Regions from separate parts of the Homo sapiens genome. Here all the other regions are linked to region 1. The links are chromatin loops, found by intact Hi-C in ENCODE. Cell type or tissue: ascending aorta. All regions are shown on one strand.

Evidence for each region. Hi-C counts contacts between places; a loop is a spot of excess contacts. Peaks named below come from ENCODE experiments on the same cell type or tissue, not always from the same donor. Only the 100,000 strongest peaks of a DNase experiment are listed, where the experiment ranks them.
Region 2: a loop joins it to region 1, with 2.3 times the contacts of the local background. A loop is called at or near these places in 28 of 110 quality-filtered maps.
Region 3: a loop joins it to region 1, with 2.3 times the contacts of the local background. A loop is called at or near these places in 15 of 110 quality-filtered maps.

The regions. Positions count from the first base shown.
Region 1 is chr11:96,159,950-96,167,949 of GRCh38, forward strand. All of the region lies in intron 1 of MAML2 (mastermind like transcriptional coactivator 2), which reads right to left. Among named protein-coding and RNA genes, the nearest start is that of MIR1260B, 180 kb to the right of the region's middle. In ascending aorta, no CTCF peak of the experiment used is centred here; a DNase peak (open chromatin) is centred at 3,092; H3K27ac peaks cover 4,162 bases.
Region 2 is chr11:96,216,999-96,224,998 of GRCh38, forward strand. The region is part of intron 1 of MAML2 (mastermind like transcriptional coactivator 2); the gene reads right to left. Among named protein-coding and RNA genes, the nearest start is that of MIR1260B, 120 kb to the right of the region's middle. In ascending aorta, no CTCF peak of the experiment used is centred here; DNase peaks (open chromatin) are centred at 3,403 and 5,296; H3K4me3 peaks cover 884 bases; H3K27ac peaks cover 6,100 bases.
Region 3 is chr11:96,232,844-96,240,843 of GRCh38, forward strand. All of the region lies in intron 1 of MAML2 (mastermind like transcriptional coactivator 2), which reads right to left. Among named protein-coding and RNA genes, the nearest start is that of MIR1260B, 100 kb to the right of the region's middle. In ascending aorta, no CTCF peak of the experiment used is centred here; no DNase peak of the experiment used is centred here; H3K4me3 peaks cover 2,934 bases; H3K27ac peaks cover 5,028 bases.

The DNA of each region.
Region 1 (8,000 bases):
ATATCATATTCCGAATTTATTATAGTTATTAATAGCTGCGTGCTCTGTAGTGTTTATTGCCTTGAATCAGGAAAGAGTATATGTTTTAATAAGTTTTGTATCTCTCTTGCCTGCCACAGTGCTTTTCCCCTATAGAAAGAGATTAATAAGCACTTGTATGTTAAATCAGCAGGAAACCAGGCAGAAGAGATGTGTCTTGTGAGCCTACAAAAAGCCCTGGGGTGCTTATGTTTAGATGATCTCACAGAGTTATTTACATCAAGGCACGGGGGAAGAGCCCCTGATCCTTTATTCTTCAATGCACTCTTCAGGTTGCCTCCTATTTCGTCTCTTCCCTTGGAAGGTATTCTGAATTCTCATTCGAACCTGGCCGACAGAATGGGCTTCCGAATCAGAAAGCTGGATTTGAACCCAACTGTGATACTTACAAATTTTATGGCCTTTAGCAAATAGGTTGACCGAAGTCTCAGTTTTCCAATTTTTTTTTTTTTTTTTGGAGACAGAGTCTTACTCTGTCACCCAGGCTGGAGTGCAATGGCATGATCTCGGCTCCCTGTAACCTCCCCTTCCAGGGTTCAAGTGATTCTCCTGCCTCAGCCTCCTGAGTAGCTGGGATTACAGGCGCCTGCCACTATGTCCAGCTAATTTTTCTATTTTTAGTACATATGGGGTTTTGCCATATTGGCCAGGCTGGTCTCGAACTCCTGACCTCAGGTGATCCGCCTGCCTCTGCTTCCCAAAGTGCTGGAATTACAAGCGTGAGCCACTGAGCCCAACCCAGTTTTCTGATTTTTAAAGTAGGGACTAACACTCCCCAATTTAAAGATTCGTTTTGAGGATTCAATAAAATAAGGAATAGAATCTATGTAGCCCTGTGCTTGCTACACAGTATGTCCTCTTGCAGTATCTATTATTGATTATAAGTGCGCACTTGGGTGAGAGCACACAGTGTGGTTTGAACCAGAGTCCCCGCCCTCTGCGAGTGACCCTTGTCGAACACTTTCCTATTAATCACTCTGCAGGGTTTGACAAAGAGTTGCAGGATAACTGGAGAGGCACTGCACCTTTCCCTGAATATCAGTGACCTCAATTTCTGCCAGGGGAATAAATCTTCCATTTTAATATAATATCTCAAGAGTCAATGAAAAGTAGGAATGTCACTGAAGGAAGCCACTAGAAACTGCAGAGCTGAGGAGAGTGGGAAGTGTCCCTGAGGACCGCTCTCTGAGAAGATGCCTCTGTACTGCAATTAGGAACATTTAGACCCTGAAACGGGAGGAATGTGGTGGGGAAGGCAAGGGAATTAAATTTCCTCAGCCTCCCCCACACAAATCAATCACAAAGGAAATAGGCATTTGAGGGAAAAGTTCCTTTAGAATGTATTTTTCTATTTGTATGTCTATTACCTCATCTCATAAATCTCATTCCCTGCTAGTATGACTACTTGAGCAGAACAGCCCGGATCTTTTTCAGTCTCTTAATAGGTTCATTTTTTACCCTGTAAAACGGACAGAGGAATCTCGGGATCCAGCAGATGGGGAAGTCGCATGTTAAGAGACTGGCAGGGAGGTCACTTGAGATTGAGAATGGGGGATGTGCAGCTGACCCTCCAACTGTCTTCCAGATACTGGAATTATTTACTTCCATGCCAAAAGAAGAATGTGAGGCAATAAAAACATGATCTCAGGGTCTATTCTATATCTTATTTAAGATTGTTTTGTTTCACGTTCAGCATTCCTATGTCCTGAGTTTACTCCACAACTATAGAGTTCGTATGCGACTCCACCGTTTGCACAGCATCAACATGTCCAGGAACTTTCCACATTTTACCTTCCAGATATATCTCCCAGTTTGCCTCCTGTCTCCCAAATCATAAGGAACTGGACGATGAGTTTTGGTTTAGGAAATATAATCATGGCAATAGATGCCCTTCATTTTGCAGCGGAGGAAAGCTGGATCTTACAACAGGTTGGTGCCAGTACCTGTGGGCTGAAAGCTAGCTCTTCAGGCCCTCAGCACATTACTCCCTTCTACTATACCATGCAGCCATCATATTCATTTTCAGCTCTTGAAAACATGTTTTAAATTAAGAAGCATTTAAATGCTGAGAAGACATCCCAGACCCCAGCCTCTGTCTGGTTAGAGACAGAAGAAAAATAAAGTTAAAGGGCATGTACATAACCTCACACATGGAAGCATTCTCTTAATTTTACTTTATCAATCTAACTTTTTTTTTTTTTTTTTTTTTTTCTGCAATGAACATATCCAGTTCTTTACATGCAGAATCAGGTCTGACTTTTTTTTTTTTTTTAATTCATAAGAGGCTCATAAAGTCAAGTCCTGGTACCTCGACATGGTACAAAACAAAGCATTTTATTAAAAAGCTAGTTAGATACTCAGAGATCTTCCAGACCAGATCTAGCGATTGCTATGCTCCCGGAATTGTAGTAGGTTTTAGGTATTAGAGGTTAATAAAAAGATAGGCTGGGCACGGTGGCTCACACCTGTAATCCTAGCACTTTGGGAGGCTGAGGCGGGCGGATCACCTGAGGTTGGGAGTTGGAGACCAGCCTGACCCACGTGGAGAAACCCTGTCTACTAAAAATACGAAATTAGCCGGGCATGGTGGTGCATGCCGGTAATCCCAGCTACTCGGGAGGCTGAGGCAGGAGAATCGCTTGAACCCGAGAGGTGGAGGTTTCGGTGAGCCGAGATTGCGCCCTTGCACTCCAGCCTGGGCCAAAAGAGTAAAACTCCGTCTCAAAAAAAGAAAAAAAAAAAAGGAAGTTAATAAAAAGATAAAGTCCCTGTCCTCATGGAACTTACAGTTGAGCTTAACTACCCTGAACAAGGGGGTCTGAGGAGGGCTCTTTCCTAGGCTGCCCTAGATGCGAAAAGCCTGGAGTCTGGCATAGTTTGATTAAATGACCATCCTTCCCAATTAGCCATGAAAAACACTGCTTGTGTAGCTATGTCATTATCATTTCCTGCTTGGATTAGTGTAATCCATGATATGCAGGCCTTCTGTGCTCCAGCATTTCCTCTGGGGATTTGCAACTTTTGCAAAACCCAGCTTTAGAATGTTGGCTGGAGCCAAGACTTCATTACTCACATTACTCCTATGCCAAGCAAACTTCACGGGCTTCCTTTACAGTGGAGTGCACACTATAAACGTTCCGTAGTTTAAAGAGATGAACAGAAATCTCTTTCCCAAACCCGAGACTGTCTCGGCAGTTTAAGTATACACTTCCCTCCCTTCAAGAAAAAGTTGGCAGTTGCCAGCCCCAGACAAGGTATGTGTTCATCTCTCATTCCCTGTCAAAAAAAAGCTGGATGCTGTAGAAATGATTCAGGCCTTCAGTAGAGTTGATGAGGCTCCTTCCAGTTCTATCAACTCTTCCAGCTTTTCTATTTGTCTACAGTGGCTATTTCCTGGGAGACTCCCTTAGGTATGTCAACTATCTTATACCCACAATATCATTCTTCCAATCATAAGCTCTTATTATCTTCACAAACAAAATAACCCTGGAGATCAACCAGAAATATTTCAAATGAGAAAACTGAAGCTGAGAAAGACAAGGTACTTAGACAAGGTCACGGCTAGGATTAGAACCCAAGTCTCCTAACTGACCTATACAGCTACTCCATCTTCTCCACTAAATAGTTCCTACTCCAGTGACCTGTGACATCTATCTAGTCTCTCTCTACATTTTCAGCAATGATCATTTTTATCTGTAGGTTGTCCAAACCTTTGGTACTGTTCTGGAAGGGTCCTGAATACCAAATACCACTTCGTATTGATAATATTGCTGAGGTAATATCTCAAAATAGATTTTCATTGCCAGAGCAGGCAGAAGCCCATTAAAGGATATTCTATCTTCTGAAGAAATACTGAGCTTTCTTTCTCTCTTTCTTTTTTTTTTTTTTTTTGAGATGGAGTTTTGCTCTTGTTGCCCATGCGGGAGTGCAATGGTGTGATCTCGGCTCACTGCAACCTCTGCCTCCCGGGTTCAAGCGATTCTCCTACCTCAGCCTCCTGAGTAGCTGGGACTACAGGTACCCATCCACGCCTGGCTATTTTTTTTTGTTTTTTTTTGGTATTTTTAGTAAAGATGGGGATTTCACCATGTTGGCCAAGCTGGTCTCGAACTCCTGACCTCAAGTTATCCACCTGCCTCAGCTTCCAAAAGTGCTGTGATTATAGGCATGAGCCACCGTGCCCAGCCAATACTGCGCTTTCACAAATCCAAGCTGCAGGAAACAGATGAAAGAGCATTATATTGCCTTCTGGTTATGGGTCAGTCTATCTCTGTGAATCTAGTCATAAAAGCATAGAAATCAGAGCTGAAAGGGACTTCAGAGATCATCTTGTCAACTCTTTCAGTTTAAAGGTGAAGAAAGCAAGACCCAGAGAATACTAAAGATTTGCCCAAGGCTACAGAACTAGTTACAAGGAACCTGGGCCTGTCCTTTTTTCCCTATCACACAGTGTAGTAACAGAGTCCTATGGCACCTGATATACCCAGTGTTTTTTCCATCCCAGTATTTTACCAATAATACTGTTGCTATTTAGGATTCTATAAGAAATTCCCAAGAAAGAAGAACATGCTCTTGATCTTCTTTTTAGAGTGATACAGATTGTGCCAAAGCCCCAAACTCACCTATTCCATAGCAGGAGGCACAAGCCAACATACAACAAATCCCTGAACACAACACAGAAAAAAGAAGAAAAACCACCCTATCGTGATCTCAAAGAAAGTAGGGTCAAAGATCTGATGGGCACCGCGGACCATGTACCCTTTGATGTACAATGCTTAAGACAGATAGTGTGTCACTTTCATAAGTAAAGCAAGCACAAAAAATGTCAAATTCTGCTTCAAGGGCAATGAGCCTCCCAACAGGACTGATTAGGGGAGAAACCCACCCATCCTTTCTATTTTCCTCTTCATTGAACTTGTGCAATATATTTCCATAAATGTCTTAGTGGCCAGAACTTTCAAGGGCAAGAACTTTCCATTATATAAATAATAGACAACAATTATAGAAAACTTGGAAAATACAGAATATTATACAGAAGAAAACGAAAGAGATCTATCTACCATCTGTAGATAAATTCTGTTAATTTTTCAAATATATCTCACCACTGTTTCTTCTAGGCATGCATATGCACAATATTTTTCAGATAAATTGACCTCACATCATTATACATTGCTTTGTAGTGTGTTTTTTTCCCTACACGTTGCAATTTATTAAGAATATTTTTTTTTGCAAGTGGTTCTTAAACTTTAGTGAGCATCAGAATCACCTTGAAAGGCTTGTTAAAACACAGAGTGCTGAATCTTAATCCCAGTTTCCGATGTGGTGGCTTTAGGGCAGAGATCCATAATTTGCATTTCTAACAAGTTTTCAGGAGATATCATTGATGGTGTTGGTCTGGCAAACACACTTTAAGAACCAAAGTTGTACCTTAACGTAATTTTTTTAATGGCTATATTCTTTTGAGCAGATGTGGCATACAACAGACATTAGGGCTTTTCCAATTTTTCAGTTATAAATAATACTGTAATAAATATTTACATTTTACATATCTCTGTTTTTTTAAAAAAATGGCTTTATTGAGGTATATTTCACATACCATAAAAATCCAATTCGTTGTTTCTTGCACATAAATTCTAAAAAGAAGAATTGCTGGGTGGGTCAAAGATTACGAATATTTTTAAGGTTTTTGATACATATCGACAAATTGTCCTCTGAGGTTATACATAATTACGCTCTCACAGCAGAGTACCAGAGTCTCATTTTCTGATTTCCTGGGGGCAACCCAGGGTATTACAATTTTAAAAACAGCATTACCAATTTTAAAAGAGAAAAACAGTATCACATTGTCGCTTTTATTTGTATTTCTTTGACATCAATTGAGGTTGAACATTTCCCCCATATATTTATTTGACATTAGTATCTATGATTTTGTAAATTGCTCTGCCTTAGGCAGGATATTTGTGCAGGTATCATGCACAGCACAAGACCATGAGGACACAGTCATCTTATGGACAGACTAATGGACACAGAGAATATCCTTTGTACAATATCATTTCCCTACAATTCTCATTGAATGCCAGCATTTCTCTCGCTCTCTCTCTCTGTTTCTCTCTCTGCCTGTCTCTTCCTCTCTGTCTCTCTTTCTCTGTCTCTCTCTCTCTGTCTGTCTCTCTCTCTCTCTCTCTCTCTCACACACACACACACACACACACACACACACACACACACCCCACATTATGAAGGACTTTCAGGCTGTGGGAAGCCCCAGGGATTGCAAAAACATGCTAGACTAAAAACTCCCAACTGAATTGAGTGAGTCAGTTTTCTGCAAATAGCCAACTGAATTTAAAGGATAAGTGTGATCATGTTTGTTTAGCTAATTTTAAAAGAAAGTGGTTATTTTCGTTAAGTTAAATAGTTTTCTTATTGTTTCCTTATTTTCTTGTTTTCTTATTGTTTCTGCTCTGAGGGTGTGCAGACTGATAGACGTTCCCCTTGCACAGTGGAAGTTAGAAGAAAGAGGACCCAACCAGACAGCTGTAATTGCTGATGTTTGAAGTTTCCTAACTTGCTGCCACCGAAGGCTTAAGGTCGAATGTCAATAGCTAAAGCATTGGTGAAGAATTCTGCATTCTGAGGTTCGCTGGCATTCACCCAGATGGGGAAGGGGATGTTATGTGTCTGTCACAGGTGAAGGAGGGCTGGTGCCCAAAGCATCCAATACAAAGGTACTGTCTGTTTTAGGTTTCAGCCTATCTAGAACTTTTTAGAGGAGTTTCATTTTCCTAAAATTCTTCTGAATAAAAACAAGGTGACTCCTCTATTAGACCACCCTGATTTGAAATAACAGCATCTTGTTCTGCCCTACTGACTGCTCACCCGCTAAAGGCTACTTTTCATGAATACATTCTTAGTCCTCTCTCTTCTCCCTTTATGCACTTTTCCTGAGGGATGTTCTCTGCTCCCATGGCTTCACCTCCCTCCCTGATGCTGATGATACCAAACACCATGTCCCCATTTGAAAACTTGCTGTTCATTCATCTTAATAAATGCCTGCTGGGAATTTCTCTTCCCTGGAAGGACTGACAGGTGACTGCAACCTAACCTGTTTAAAACTGAGCTCTTTAACTCTCTCCACCTCATACTTCCCTTTCTTGGAGTCCTTATTTCAGTTAATGCCATTGCCATTTGTGTTAGAAAATAAAGTCTAATCTGGACACTCGCTGCTCACTTGAATCCTGCCTCTCCTGCCTCAAACAAGTGTCTCTAATGGGTCCTCCTTTTCTATTCCTGTTGGCCTGTGCGGTAGCTCAGACCTTCCAAATCTCTTGCTCTTACTCCTTCAATCTTCCTAGCTGGCCTTCCTCCTGCCAGACTTCCTTCACACTAATCCACTTTATGCCTTCCACACTGGCCCCCAGAGGTGTCTTCCCATCAGAGAAATCTGATAATGTCACTCCCCTGCCTGAGGAGGCTGCCCAGAGAACTAATCTAAATTCTTTCGCACAGAGCAGAAGATCTTTCACTCTCAGCCTCCTCTTTGTCCCTGCTCCTCACATCAGTCCCATCACCCCTCTCCCAGGCACCTTTGCTCCTGTCACATTTAATGTCTTTTGCCAAAACAAATTATTTGTAGCCATTTACTCCTCCAGGCTGTGTGCATGCTTCTCCCTCTTACTTGTCACAAAATCTCCTCCCGATTCTTCAATACCAGCTGCAATGAATCATCTCATTCATTAATTCACTCATTCAACATATTTATTTTGAGCACCTAATATTTGTAAAATACTGTGCTAGAAGAAGCTAAAGAGACAGAAATCCTGTTCTCACTGAGCCATATATTTTTCTGGAAGCCTTTCTTGACACCGTTGGCAGTTAATAATTTCCTCCTAATTCTCATAGCATTCTGTTCATACATTATCATAGCAATTAACAAGCATATGTAATGACCTATGTATATG
Region 2 (8,000 bases), 57 kb after region 1:
GAATATGACTGGAGACCAGGGAGTGTGAGAGCAGGATGGTGGGGATGTGGAATGAAGAAGCAGACCAATATGTTCGAATTCAGTGGATGCATAAGCGCATCCAACATACTTTGCTCAGTGCTCATTACATGTTACACTGCTGTTCCTATTAAAGTATAACAAGTATTTGCTTAGCTATTTCACAATTGATCAATTTTTACTAGCTCCATGTCACTGGAAATATTTCCCTTGATCCTTGCAAATGCAGTGAAGGAAAGTGAGAATGCCACTCCTGTGCATTTACTAAAAGTAACTGCACAAGCGCAAATGCACTGTCCATCTAAATAACCAAAAATATAATAGGACATGGTGACTGTCACTCCACGGTGCTGTTGATACAGTTCACACAGCACTAGATGCTGCCCTGCACTGTTTCCACTTATAGCGTGGTATGTCAGTAGACTCTATGAGACACCATATTTAGATTCCATGCTTCAATCCAGAGAACACTGTCCACCGATAATTTATTCGAGCATCTTCCTTGACTGTGTTATCTGTGTTTTTGCTCTATGGTTTCCTATTTTACAGACCCAACCTTTAAGTCCTTCTCTCTTTTTGACAGTAGAAAAGAATAAGACAGGACAGAGAAGCTTGTAGGAGTAGGTGAAGGTGAATAATGGTTGGCAACTTTCTAGTTGATCATATACCTGAGAATACATTACCCTGATGGAGTGAACGCCTTTTGAAACCACAGCTTCGTTCAGATATGTTATTAGTATTAGATTTTACTATGTAGCCACTGCATTAATTTAGCATCATCGTCTTGACCATTCATCCTTAAAAGTATTAACCCAGTGTAATTCAGTACTTCTTTGGTAAACCTTCCATAGGAAGATTACGACAATTTTAGTGATTATGAACTATCTAGGCTTAGCAGATGCTGGTAATCTATGGGAATCATGACCTGAAAGGATTTATGTCTAAATGTGATTTAAAATCCCCCCTTCAAGACTCCAATTTACCTTTCATGCTTTGCATTCTCTCAAAGTACATTTCTCTGCAGAATACTTTTTCCTACTAAATGATTCCAGGCAAGCTTGATATTACATAGGTAAATACATTTGCTTTCTGCGTCGAGGTACTTGTACTAATTCCAAGTTGCTTTGAAAAATGCACTAGAAAAAACGTTTGGTGTGCCTTTTGAATTTTTCCACAGCAGTGTCAGTGACAGAAGGCAGCTGTAACGCAGCTGTAACCCTGGCTTTGACTTGGTTTAAAGGCTGATATTTGACTCCAACTCCAAAAACAATCATCATTCTTATAATTCAATCCTAAGGCACCATGCATCCTCGGTGAACCCCACTTAATTGTCATCTTTAATAGGGGCACTACTTGGAAATCCAGTTTTCAGCATGTCTTTTTTTATCCTCAGCGTACACAGCATGAAATGCATTTTTATCTTGATGCAGAGCAAGTGACTTACTTGGGTCAACTGACTACTATTTTAAGGCCAGAATTTCTTGAATAAATAAAGTATAAAAACTCAGAGATTTTTATATTATTTCCACAAAATTACTTTTGTGAGGTAACTTCCTGCCCCATTGGTCTCATTTTAAAATGGAGCATATTTTATGGGAATGTATAATACTGACACTTTTTCTTTTTGTTTTTTAGTTTATTTGAGGTCTTCACATAGAAGAGTATTTATGTATGCCAAAAAATTCAAATCTCAAAATTTTCCCTCCAATTCCTGACTGGGTAGGTTGCCAAATAAAATGTAAAAGCCCAGTCAAATTTGAATTTCAGATAAATAACAAATAAGTTTTTAAAAGTTATAAGTATGTCCCATGGAATATTTGAAACATACTTGTACTGAAAGATAATTCATTGTTTATCTGAAATTCAAATTTAACTGAGCATTTTATATTTTTATTTGCTAAATCTGGCAACCCTATATCTGGGGGCACTTGAATTATGATCAGAAGTACATTATCTCCAGATTGTAGGTCTGCAAAATTCCCAAAGGACCATTCTTTTCTTGGGTATGTGCAAAAGTGGAGACTGTCCCACCACGCCATTCCCAAAGGCCCCTGGGGCCATCCGGCTCCGGGTCTAATGGATCTAGACAGTGGAGATTAACCAGTCCCTTCTTTAAAGTATGTTAAAAAGCTTTAAAACAACATAAATAAGGCCCTTCACATACTGGGCACTCAATGTATTTAGGTTGAAATCTTTGATGTTCATTAGTGCCAGTCAAGATGAGGACAGAGATAAAATATGACATCTTAGAAACCATTCCTGTACATGTCTCACCTTTCAATCTAAGCACTTTCGGATTCTTCAAAAACCAGCTATAATTCCACCTTGTTCAAGAGGCCTTCCCAGATCACCTCGGGCATGAGTTCTTTGCCACCTCAACTCTCCAGCATTTATCGTTTATACAGTTCATTTGACGTTTAACATATTTTGCTTAATATGTTAACCATCTTTTCATTTATACATTCTTTTAGGAAAAACATAGATAGTAGAAGCCTTGCACCGTGATTTACAGCATGAGCCTAGGAGTCAGACCAATTTTGGTTTCCAATGCTGCCCTGTCCTGTCTGAGCTTTGTAACCCTGAACAAACATCTTTTCTGAGTCTCAGTTCATTATTATTATTATTTTGAGACAGGGTCTCACTCTGTCATGTAGGCTGGAGTGCAGTGGCACAAGCTCGGCTCACTGCAACTCCACCCTCCTGGGTTCAAGTGGTTCTCATGCCTCAGCCTCCTGAGCATTTGGGATTACAGATACCTGCCACGATACCCAGCTAATTTTTGTATGTTTAGTAGAGATGGGGTTTCATCATGTTGGTCAGGCTGGTCTCGAACTCCTGACCTTGTGATCTGCCCACCTCGGCCTCCCAAAGTGCTGAGATTACAGGTGTGAGCCAACATACTCAGCCATCAGTTTATTATTTTTAATCCCTCAGTAAAATGAGACTATTTCATCATGTTGTATTAAATGAGTTGATGCATGTATAGTGTTAACTCTTGGGAAACACAAAGACACTAAATGGTGGCATGTTGTTATCATTGCCATGATCTTTATATTAATATTACTATCTTCTTTTAATCTCCCACAGTGTCCATGCGTTATCAGGCCCTACGTGAATTGATCAAAGGATCTTTGCCTGAGAGTTGACAGAGGCTCCAAATTCCTTGCTGTCTAGAGAAGGGGGTGGGGGAACACTGCCTGTAAACAAATGAGTGACCCTCCTTCACTCTCTTAGGGTACAGATTTCATTCTCTTATTTCTCTTTCTCTGTGCTCCTTTAAACCTGCAGATTTAAGCCACTGCCTTGTGCTCTGCTTGGGATTATGTGAGAAGCAGGAAAATTTCAACTGCCTTAGAGATTTGTTTCCCTAGTGGCACCGGACATGGTGAGCCCTCCTGGGACTCAGAGTCAGCACATGCTTCCTGCCTTACTCTTTATTGACTATTTGCTGCCTCTTTATTTTTTTCTAAGTCATCAGTGAGGAAGTTGCATAACTTAAAAGCTAAGCTAAGTGGGAGTCTGTTTACTGCAATCTGGAGTCATACATATTATTTATCTTCTTTGCAAGTTGTTACAAAATGCAATGTAAAGTGTTCTTATACATGCAGAATTTTTTTTGTCATCCTTGGGTATGCATGAGCTTGAGTTTTTAACATTTTATTTCTGGTTGTATTATAGGTAATAGAGTAACTTGGAAAAAAGTACAATTTCCTTAACAGTCAGACATAGATTTAAAAAAATACAAGTTTCAAATACATCCTCTGAAACCTCTACTGGATTTTTCAAAATAGCAAATTCAAAATCTTTTATATAAAAAGTGAAAAAAAAAGCATCATCAAACTGAAAGGAGGATGCCTTTCTGGGTTGTTCATTCATCAGGATAATATCTGTAAAACTCTAATCTCTTGGAAGACTCTGGCTAAAACAAATTCATTTTTGGATCAGTACCCAGTGCCTTTTTCATAACAGGTATTCAATGGGCATTTGTTGAACCAACTAATGAGAAAGTATTTATTCAACAAGTATTTATTGAGCACTGAGGAGATGTATTACTATAAAATAAGTTCACAGTATATAGTGTTATTAATACTATGGTCATTAATTAATAATAATTTCACCACCACAACACTGTAATGCAGCCTCCAGAAAGCCAGTGACATAAACTGGAAGTTTGGGTGACAGAGTTTACAGCTTCTGATTATTTAGACTTAAAGCAATTAGCCTTGCTGTTCCCACTGTTAACCACAGAGAAGGACATGTTCCCAAGTTTCCACCTATTCACTTCTTGATTAATAACTTTAAAGTCATTCCAAACCTATCAAGACTCAGAGATAGCGCTGGGCCTTTCCTGTAGTGTGGGGTTTGTCTTCAGGAACAAAATCCCACTTCTGCAGCCTGCAGTGTGACCCATCTGTTTTGTATCCCCTGTCATTTTGGGAACAGTGTAACACTGTGGAGGCCAGGCTATACCCGAGGTTAGAGACCCCACCTTTAAAATTATTACTCTGGGGAAAGCAGGAAATATTGTTTCAATCATAAGGATAAAATATGGACAACTATGAACCACTTAAGAAGTTTCATAGCAGTTGCCTTCAACCACAAAACCAAAATCAGTATTGAGCTCTTTGCTTCTGCACAGTATAGGGAAGATGTGAGTGGCAGTTCAGTCAAGCTTTTTTTTTTTTTTTTTTTTTTACTGTTCTCTGGACCTGATTTTGCACTTGAAAATTTCCAAGCTCTCAGAGTACTTCAGTGTTAATAGAAAACAGCTAAAATGTTGCCACATTTGCAGATGTGGCAGATGTGAGCAGAAGAACAAGGTCAGCACACATAGGACCAGGTCTTGGTACAGCAGGAGCATGTGGAGTTTCCAGAACTGCTTTCAGGTGTTTCTACTCTGTACGGTTTTCATTCCCTATTTCCAATACATCATCCCCTGTGTTTCACCTCATTTCCTCCCAGTTTCCGTTTCTACTTTGTCATATATTAATTTGGACCTTTGTAATCTTTGGTTTCCTTCTAGTGGAATCTGGTGATTTTATTAAAACCAGACCAACGAGAAAATGTTTCCAGGTAAGTCTTCAGGCTGGCAGCCTCTCTTCCAATATCATCCCGGTCCATCAGCTGAGCCTGGTAGGTAATCCCACTGTTGCAGACTGGAGGCTTACAAATGCTGCTCAGGGATAGCACTATGCTTGAAACATACGCCTTGTGCTTTAGAAGCCATGAGTTCCATAAGCGCACGCTGAATATGTTTATTAAAGGACACGTGGTCCCATGGAATGTGGCGCTCAGCACTGCACAGCACTAGCAGTCACCCTGAACACTCACTGTTGTCAGTAGCACCATCCAGACTCTAGTGCAGACACCTCTCCATATCCCCTGCTTTGTGTCTTGGAAGCCCAAGGTGGCTTCTTTTGAGGCTGGATTGTGATGCTGCCCATATCAGAGAAGGACACTTCTTTAGAGAGCAGGGAGGAGTTGAGCAGCAGAAGCACTCAGTTAAGAAAAAGACAAATTAATTAACTTGTCAAGTCTTTCCTCTCAGCACGAATGCAAGGGATAATGAGATATCATTTCCCAGGAGTGCCAAGCTTCCATTTTGCTACTTCTTTTCATGTTCTAATTCGATGCTCCAGAAGTACTCACCTATTACCTTGATAACCCCAAAAGTTGCATATCGTGGCCAAAGAACATCTTGTAATATTAAACAATTCCTATGGCCCTTAAAGTTAAATATATGCAGGTCTAGTAGTGACTAGTGTGCTAGGGATTCTTTGGTAATTGGATCACCATTGAACACTAGAATTACTACCAGTTTTATTTTTATAAAAATATTTAATGTGATTTAAATTTTCAAAAAATATAATTTGTTTCATTTAAATAATTATTTGAATGTTATATTCATTAGTTATACTTTGAATTTTGCCTTTTTTCCCAGAAAACTGAAGATTTTAGAAGAAAACTTTTAGTAGCACAAAAGCTAACCTTTAGTTTTGGATTTTTATTTTTACTTTACATTTTTGATGAAAATAAATTCAAATTGTGTGTACTTTAATATTACACTTCATTTTTAATACTTTAGAATCTAATATTTAGATCATTACTGTCAATAGAAGACACGTTATATGAAAACTGTCATTATAACAACATAATTAGGGAATTGCAGAAATGAAAGCAAAAATAAATTTTACAGATTAAGTAATAATATATTAATTATGTATGACCTAATTTTATTACTCATGGAAACATCACCAACCCCACAACAGAATATTCAGATGTACACAATAATGATTACAGTCATCATGGACATTTTGTTGACTTCAAGAATGACAGCTTTCCATATATTTTTCAATTTTGTCATTATCAACATTTATTTGTCAAGGTAGAAAGACAAAGCATATTTTACTTAACCATTTGTTAGCCTATTTATAATGTTTAATATTTAGACACATAGTATGTAGGCTTTCATTTGTCTTGCCCTGAGTCCTAAAAATGTTAGAGGGTAGATCCAGCCAGGTATTTTCTTTTTTTTTCTTTTTTTCTTTGATTGTCATTTTTTTTAACTTTTATTTTAGGTTTTTGTGCAGGTTTGTATTATATATAAAGTGCATGTCACAGAGATTTGTTGTACAGATAATTTCATCACCCCAGTAATAAGCATAGAACTCGATAGGTATTTTTTTCGGATCCTCTCTCCGCTCCCACCCGCCATACCCAGGTAGTTTCCTCTTTCTGAGGCTTATAGTAGTACTGTTCTTCTGAACTACTGCCTTAAGATGATTAGTTTAGGTACAACACAATTGGGTTTTTTCCCAAGCTATGGAATGTACTCTCTCAATTTGTAGTTTGTTTTACAGATAGGGATAAAAGTGTAAGAGACAGCAGCACTGAATTATTTGATATTATAATCAGTTTCCCAAAGTATTTTTTGACAATCTATGTGTATGATTTAATATGCTCCCATATTTTATGCATAAGGGAAAAGAGAGATACATTATTTTATATTATCTTTGGAGTTAGACAACCCTAGATCTGACTTGTCATTCTGCCACTCACTAACAGGGTGACTTATTTCAACTATTTAAGCCTCAGTTTCTTTATCAGTAAAATGGCACTTAAAACACCCACACCCAGAAGGTTTACAGTCAGTACAAGAAAATACATGTAAATTACTTAGTAGATAGTAAATATAAAATAAATAGTTATTAGTAGTACAATGATCCACATTTTAAAATTCCTAAAGTACCAGTCTATTTATTTACTCAATAACCCTCCTTTTCAAACACTCTGATAACTCTCCACTGCCCAAGGTGTGCCTTGTTACCGTATTCAAGGGGCTCCAATATATCCTTCCAACCTTAAATTCCAACAGTGCCCCAACCCCATGACTACTGTCCCTGGAGATCTATACTTTCCTACCTCTATGCCTTTGCTACCACAATTCTATCTATTTGAATGGCTGTTCTTCTTCCAAGGCCCAATTCAAGTTCTTCCAAGATGTCTTCTCATCTTTCAATGTTAATTAACTTTCTTCTCCTTGTGCCCCCATAACACCTCCTCTGTAGCTCTCTCACAAAACTCAATACAGTGAGCTTCATATCATATTAAGTTTTGTGTATGTGTCCATCATCTCTGTTATACTCTCAGCTTCTCTGGGACAGATTATATCTTTGTCACCTCTGCATAAGTGTATCCCCTTCCCAGAGCACATGACATAGTAATTGGCACAAAGTAGATGCACATAATGTTCTTTACTTGAATTTGTTGAATCTACTTCAGAGGAATAAAAAGAAAATAAAAACAAAATTAGGTCATTATTTGGATTCTTCAAGTACTGGTGATTCTTGTTTTCATGGTTACAAGGATTTTTGTTTTTTTTCAAAATGACATTATTTATACTTTAAGACAGTTAGCTAATTTCCAGGAAAAGCACTTTGTCTAAAAGCACTTCTTATTGACAAATTGAACATTGTGATACA
Region 3 (8,000 bases), 73 kb after region 1:
AGTATTAGAACCACAAATTGGGCCAACATACTCTCTTACTTCCTTCAAAATGAAACCTGAAAATTGATGAGAAAAGTAAGAAATCAGCCTTCTTATTTAAGCCCTGATCTGTGAGCATGAGTAAAACAAAATAAAATAAAATGAATCCCAATATCCTATCATGTGTCTAGTTTGAGAGAAGGATATTAACACTCTAATTATTTGCTCTTAAGACCAATTTTTTAAAGCTGTCACTAATGCAATGAAAACATTTACACAAACTTCTAAAGCAAACAAAGAAAAAACAATATCTGTCACCAATAGAAAAGCAAGTTTGAGTGCTAGAGTACAATAAATTATTTATTATACTGATACTGGATTTGTTCTAGAGACTAACATGACCACAGGAAAGGAGGCTTTACTAAATAATTCCTAGTAAAAGAAACTTTTAAATAATTTTTCTTTCATTCACTCTAAAAAACAATCTTCACAGATAGATAAAAGTATTATCTTTAAAAATGCAACATTTATGTCAGGAAAAAAAACAGACATTCATGTGTTTTCCCTACTCTTAAATTCTTTTTTTTTTTTTCTTAATTTAAGATACAGTGTCTTACTCTTGTTACCCAGGCTGGAGTGTAGTGGTGCAATCATAGCTTACTGCAGGCTTAACCTCCTAGGCTCAATCGATCCTCCTGCCTCAGCCACCTTAGTAGCTAGGACAATAGGTGTACACCACCACATCCAGCTAATTTTTAAATTTTTTGTAGAGACAGGGGTCTTGCTGTGCTGCCCAGGCTGGTCTCAAACTCCTAGTTTCAAGCTATCTTCCTGCCTCTGCCTCCTAAAGTGCTGGGATTACAGGCATAAGCTACCATGCCTGACCCCCATTCTTTATAATACCTTGGCATATGGGAGATGAAGGAAATAGAAAACAAAATGATTTTCTCCTAGGCCAGTTGTGATACATCACCTCTTTCACCTGCCGTGTAGTTGGTATTCAGTGTTAGAAAAAGGAGTGAAGTGAATGAAGAAGAACAAGAGGAAGAGATGAAACAGAAGAAGCGAAGAAGTAGTCTGCACCTGCTCAGAAGAAGTGGTGGCCAGGTGGGCCTCCAAAATTAGAAATCCAGCCCTCTCTCCATTTCTTGCCTCAGTCAGCACTGTCTCCATCCTATGTCTTTCCATCCTATATTTAAGTCTTGCTTCTGGATTAAGACTGGCAAAAACAATATACTTCCTAAAGGATCACTTTTCAAACATTTATGCATATGGAATAGCAGAACCCTGTATGTGTGCCCAAGTGAGGGTACGCTGATCTAACTCCAATATACCTTGAGACATTGAACACACCAAGCAGTTAAAATGGGATAACAGAGCCAGGCATGGTGGCTCACACCTGTAATCCCAGCACTTTGGGAAGCCAAGGCGGGCGGGTCACCTAAGGTCAGGAGTTCGAGACCAGCCTGACCAACGTGGAGGAACCATGTCTCTACTAAAAATACAAAATTAGCCAGGTGTGGTGGCACATGCCTGTAATCCCAGCTACTTGGGAGGAGGAGGCAGGAGAATCACTTGAACCCGGGAGGCGGAGGTTGCAGTGAGCCGAGATCACGCCATTGCACTCCAGCCTGGGAAACAATAGCAAAACTCCATCTCAAAAAATAAATAAATAAATAAACACATACATACATTTTAAAAATGGGATAGCAGATTTTAATTCCAGGACACTCAGTCACCAATGTAGGTATTCCATTTGACTCACTCCCAGAGATGTCTCTCCCTCTCTTTCTGTCTGTCTCTTTTTCTATCTGTATCTCTATCTTTCTCACACACACACAAGCACACATATGCATGCACATACTTGCAAAATTAAAAAACACCTTCAAGCTTTCTTTATGGTCCAAGAGGAATTTTGCTGTACAAATATGGTTGCCTTTCAGGAAAACTTAACTTCATTTCCATTTTTTAACTTCTGTTAAGCCACAACTCTGGAATTGTGTTTCTGAAAAAAAGATACGTACTTAAATTTTTTAAGAGATAAGTGAACAATATCTAACACTGATAATGGAACACCCTGTTGTGAATGCATTCAACTTCTAAAAGGAATATAGAAACATAAATCTTTCACATTTAAGTGGAACAATGGTGACACAAAGACAATCCTGAAAAATGACTCTTCAATACTTTGAAATTCTCATAAACAACCTTTTCTCAAGAAGGCTATAAAAAGAGTCAGTTTTGCCTGAGTCAGAGCAATTTTAGCTAATTAATAGCACCCTCTGGACCTATGAAAAATTGACATTCTCCATAACAGACCAAGTTTGGGATGTGGCTCATAAAGAAGCTCCCAACGAGACTTCCATGCTTATTTTCTCCTTTAGATCCAGAGCAAACATCAGCAAACTATGACTCAAGGGCCAAATCTGGCCTGCAGGCTGTTTTTGTAAATAAAGTTTTATTGGAACATAGACACACTCTTTTGTTTATGTATTGTCTATGGCTGCTTTTGGGCTCCAAGGACAGAGCTGAGTAGTTGAGTAGCTGCCAATAGTCATATGGTCCACAAAGCCTAAAATATGTACCCTCTGGCTCTTAATAGAACAAGTTTGCTGACCCCTGATCTAGAGGAATGATTTCCCTCTTCTATTATTCTTTTGAACTGAAAGTCAGGAGACCTTGATTTTAGACTCACTCCATCCTGCCAGTAAACTTCTATGTGACTTTGGGCCAGTAATTACTTTCCTCAGGTTTGGTTTCTTATTTGTAAAGTAAGGAGGGCTGGCCCTGGTGATCATCTATTCCTTATTAATTCTCTTTAAATGTCTGTGTTCTAAGGGGATTGAGACCTCTCAATTTTTAAAAGGAGTTTATTTTTAAAAGGAATCCAAATCAATTAAAAAAGGCATCTTTCTTTTTGTAAGATGTACACTTTCTTTTTCAATGTAAACCAGGGTTTTACACTGAAACACTTCACATTATTTCAAGCATTCAGTACCGAGTAAAACCCCTTGCTGCTGTATCACAGTCATACCAGAAAGCTGCGGGTTAGAGCTGGAGAGAGAACTATAAACAGCAGTAAAATCTGTTTTAGACAAGGCAGCACATCTGCCCACTGCACCCCCTTCCCAAGAAATGCATTGCATCACTTGTGCCAGAGATGAATGCTCTTTTCTGTCATGTTTTGGTAAGTGAGTGCTCTACCTCCTCTGTCGCTCTGGGACCCTGAGGGAAATGACAGGAGTCATCCCACTGAAGGAGCACTTTGAATTCATGACAAAGGCGAAACTTTCTTTTTTCAATAGAAATGGGGCTGCTCACTGTCAAAAACTTCTGTGCCACTGGCATATGCAGCATTACACAACTTCTTTCTAGACATATGACATAAAGCTGCCAAATTAAAGAAATGATAGTATAGCAAGAATTGTCTCCTCTCTTCCAAAATCTTCACAACAGCAAAGAATCTTTTGCAATTGCTACTTGACAGAATAAAAGATTTGAGATATTATGTTATCTTAAAAACAAAATCACCTACGGAGCTTTAAATAGAGATCAGAAAATGCACTAGACCTCAGTTCTAATAACTATTATTTTAAAACCCGAAAGTCTGTATCTTTCAAATAAACATTTTTTTCCCACATTCTTTCTGCCTGGAAAATAAAGGTATTTTGGGGTATCTTTGAGTCTCTGAGCCAGAAATCATTCGTTCTTAGTCTCCATAGTAGGAGACTTTGAATAGAAATATGCATACGTGGAATTTAGAAAGCACCATGAATGCGTACTCACTTTAAAATGTTAGATTTTAAAACAGAAAGGAGAGTCTATCAAATGAAGCCGCTTGAGAGTTTTTATAAAACCCAAAGAGAATATATATTAACATATAACATTGTTATATGTCATCAATCTGGAGGGTTGATAATAACATTGATATCTGGATGTTATCAACCCTACAGATAACATTCAGAGCTTGGTTACTGTCTTCTTAGTAAATATCTATGGTATACTGAGCTCTCTGCCTTTACCACATATTATATAGTTTGGCTGGCAGCTTTGTTTTCAATAAGTGCTTTTCTTTGCAAGAAAAAGATGCTAGTGAGTGCCATCTATCATTTCTGCTAGATCATCTTCCAAAATCCCAAAGAACAGCACTGTCTGCTTTTCTCTTTCTGACAGAGAAACCTCTGAACTGGATGCTAATATTTTGCAGACCAAGCATGAGCCAAAATGGATTAAAAAATCTAAGCTGGCATATCTGCATCAGTCTAAGCAGTTTCAAAGGAAGAACTGCAATGTTAAGCTGATTATTGTAGCTATGGTTCTCCCTTGTCCGGTCCCCTCCCCGAGTTCTGTATTTTATAGTAATTTACCTTCTCTTCTTGGCCAGTCAGTATTCTTCTCATCCTCTCAGATCCTGCTTAAGTCCCATCTCTGTGATCACACTTCTCTCTCGCCCTCACAAAGCTTTGAACATAGAAGGGGCTTATAAAAATTGTTGGTTTGTTTTGAAAGTCTTCCTGGATGACCTCAGCCCATGTTGATCTCTACCTTCCTTAACTCCTTTGAGACTTACTGCCTATCGCACAATTAACACCTTATTATCCTTGGCTCTAATAGCCTGTACCACATAATACATTTCATTTCTTCTTTATAATTGTTTCACAGGAGTTGATTTTCTAACTCCAATTAAATTGTCACCTCCCGATAAGTGAAGCTGTGTTTCCATAATATCTAAACAAACTGTTAGGCACATAGTGGACATCCAAAAAATATTTATTTTTCAATCTATAGCAGCTTTCACATTGCTTGAAAGATTTGATAGTTGTGTCACAGGCAACTGCAGACCAAACTTTTATTCATTAATGTAATATGTAATTGTCGTGTATTGAATCTGGCTGTGGATACAACACATTCGGAAAACTACATAATCTTTTATGCACGCCTACTTTCTTCAAGGCTCACAGATTTCCAGAGTTTACACCTTGCTCATTGTTTAGAATGTGATGCAATGAAAGGAATCTGCTAAGCTAATGTTTATTTTAACAAACACTTTGTTTGAATGCATCCTGACAACTCAAGCATCTGTTTTAACTAGAAACATCAACTGAGCTGACTTACTACATTGATAAAATTTGAAAAATTGCTCAATATTCTGCTTTGTTCTGCCTGTATGGACAAAGTCTAATGCTTTCCGTGCCACCAAATTAGTACTTAAGTGGTTAAAGTAACCAAAGGAGCTTTTGTATACTCTATGCCAGCTGGTGTTCTAAAGAGAATTAGACCTGAAATACCCAGCTCTCAGGACAAGCAATTAGTACAGAGCTTTAGTTGTTTAGTTGGGGGTTTCATTAATATGGAAGAGACAATAAAACTGCCATTTACACTATTACAGAGTCTGATTTAAGCATTTCATGCTAGGACACCTCACATATGAAATCAGTGAAGGGCTTGTATAAAGGAGGAGAGCAATATTAAGCTCATCAGACACAAAACAAAACTGAGCCAAGGTGTATCTGTGTTATGTTTCAAGTCAAATAACACATTCTTTACTTGCAAGTGAGACAAGATTTATTTTTCCTTAAGTGGCTAACCTCTGGAAATAATTTGTGAGACCAGAGAAAAAGAACCCAATTTTGAATGAAATTTCTGCTGTGAGTCCAAACTTTGCTGTCTCTACTGCAGCATTCCCATGATTGCTATGGTTTTCACTTTGCAAACTCCCTCACAATGACATTTAGGTTTAGCTCCTGGATCGATAACTTTTTTCCAAAGTTTGATCCCATTGTAGCTATTATCGCTGCAGACAAAACTTCCTTTATTGATATGATATGTAGAAGTGGGTTTACTAAGGTTTAATGAGCCAGAAATTACTAGAAGAGCTATGTAGAGGCATGTGAGCTTATTCAAGTGTCTGGTATGAACAGAGCTTGTCAGATAAATAATGTGTTTACAAAATGGGGTAGAACATTATTGAGTCACTGATGAAATATAGTTGATGGAAGCTTCTTGGAGAAACAGAACTAAGCAAGAGAGAATTTAAAAAGGGATTTGTTGAAGGATCAGTGTCCAAAGGAGTAAGTAGCCACTTTGGGTTTCAGAAGTCTGTGGAGAAAATAGAAAATGAAGAGGTATTCTGGCCAAAGTCCAAGTAATAAGCAAGCTGTGACACCAGGATTGAACCTAAGATTAGGCACAAGCTTGCCAGCTAGGGAAAAGACAGGTTGAAACAACTACAGCTGCAACCAAAGATGGGAATCACACTAACATTTTAAAGTCAGAATTGGTCCATTAAATACTCACTTTCCTAAACTTTAACATGATGATACAACAGATCCCAATCCTTCTGGCTGCCATAAAGTAAATGTGGTGCTGTTCTCTAAATGGCTGTTATATAGTGTTAGGTTTGAATGATTTAATACTTGGGAGGAGACAGAAAAAGCTCTAGGTTCCAGCCCACTGAGGTGGCTTTTCTTTCCTTCCTTGAGTGATGGCAGTAGAAGAGACGGAAGTGAATAGCTGTTGACCCCTATTGGAGGCTGTACCTGCCAATACCAGCACTTCTCTCAGGAAGCTTAGAAGAGACTGATAGAAAGCCTATGGCTATTTTCGTCAATTTCAGAGTAAAGGCAGATTCCTAGGACGAAATCAAGAATGTTCAGAGTTTGAGTTGTCCTAAAAACTGAGGCTGGAATGTGATTATGCTTTTTTCATGATTCAGAGTTTCTAAATTACTGTGAATTGATGTATCTTGAGTTTATGTTTTTGAATTCAAAGTACAGGCGAATCAAGAAAAAAAAAAGTAGAAAGAAACCTTGGTTTCAAATTTGGGGGCTACCATTTACTAACTGTCCACTTGGAGTTTCCATTTGGAGTCTATTGTATCATTAGGACATAGAATAATAGCACCCATGTCATAGAGCAGCAGTGGTGGTCATGTCCCAGAGTAGAATGAATGTTGGTCAATAATGTAGGTATATTAGTAAGTTCTCAAACATTTGTTAGTATTCTTCACCCCCTGACCCCTTTCTCCCAGCCACTATGACACAGTTGTGGTGACCTGTCCATGTCTTCTTAACATTTCTGAGCTGGACTATTCCCATTGGCAAATTAGGGAAACAATTGATTCTGAATAGGGTGGCTGTAGAGATCATTGAGATTAAGGGAATTTTTCTTATAGGCTTCATAGGCATCATCATCAGTTACAGTCTATGAGAATATATTAACTAATAACTTTTTTCTTTGTGGCTATTACAGCACTTCAATTTAGAAGCTACATTCAAAGACAAAAGCTAAACAAAAGCTAAGGGTCTGTGTCTTAGAATGCTAAATCACCATTAAAATAAACCATTTCAAAAACTCAATTAGCTGTTCAATTTTATACTGTGATTATTCTTTCTCCAGGTTTTTCCTGACATACAAAAAATAGAAAATTTGGTTTGTTTTTTCCATATTAAGAAAGCTGATGTCACGCCTGTAATCCCAGCACTTTGGGAGGCCGAGGCGGGTGGATCACGAGGTCAGGAGATCGAGACCATCCTGGCTAACAAGGTGAAACCCCGTCTCTACTAAAAATACAAAAAATTAGCCGGGCGCGGTGGCGGGCGCCTGTAGTCCCAGCTACTCGGGAGGCTGAGGCAGGAGAATGGCGTGAACCCCGGGAGGCAGAGCTTGCAGTGAGCCGAGATTGCGCCACTGCAGTCCGCAGTCCGGCCTGGGCGACAGAGCGAGACTCCGTCTCAAAAAAAAAAAAAAAAAAAAAAAAAAGAAAGCTGATGAACTGTCTGTGTCAGTGTTATATATTTAGTGGGCTTATTATTATTTTTGCAATGCATTGGCACAGCTCAATTTTAAATGCAATTACCACATTATAATCTTGGCAAGACCCACTGTTCCAAATAATTCTCTGATGTACAAATTAGTCTTCCTACTAAATGAAAACTGCCAGCAGAAAGGTACTATTACAGTATATAAAAATGAAAAGTCTCATTGAAGTACGGAATAACTATAAATTTCATTTCAGAAGC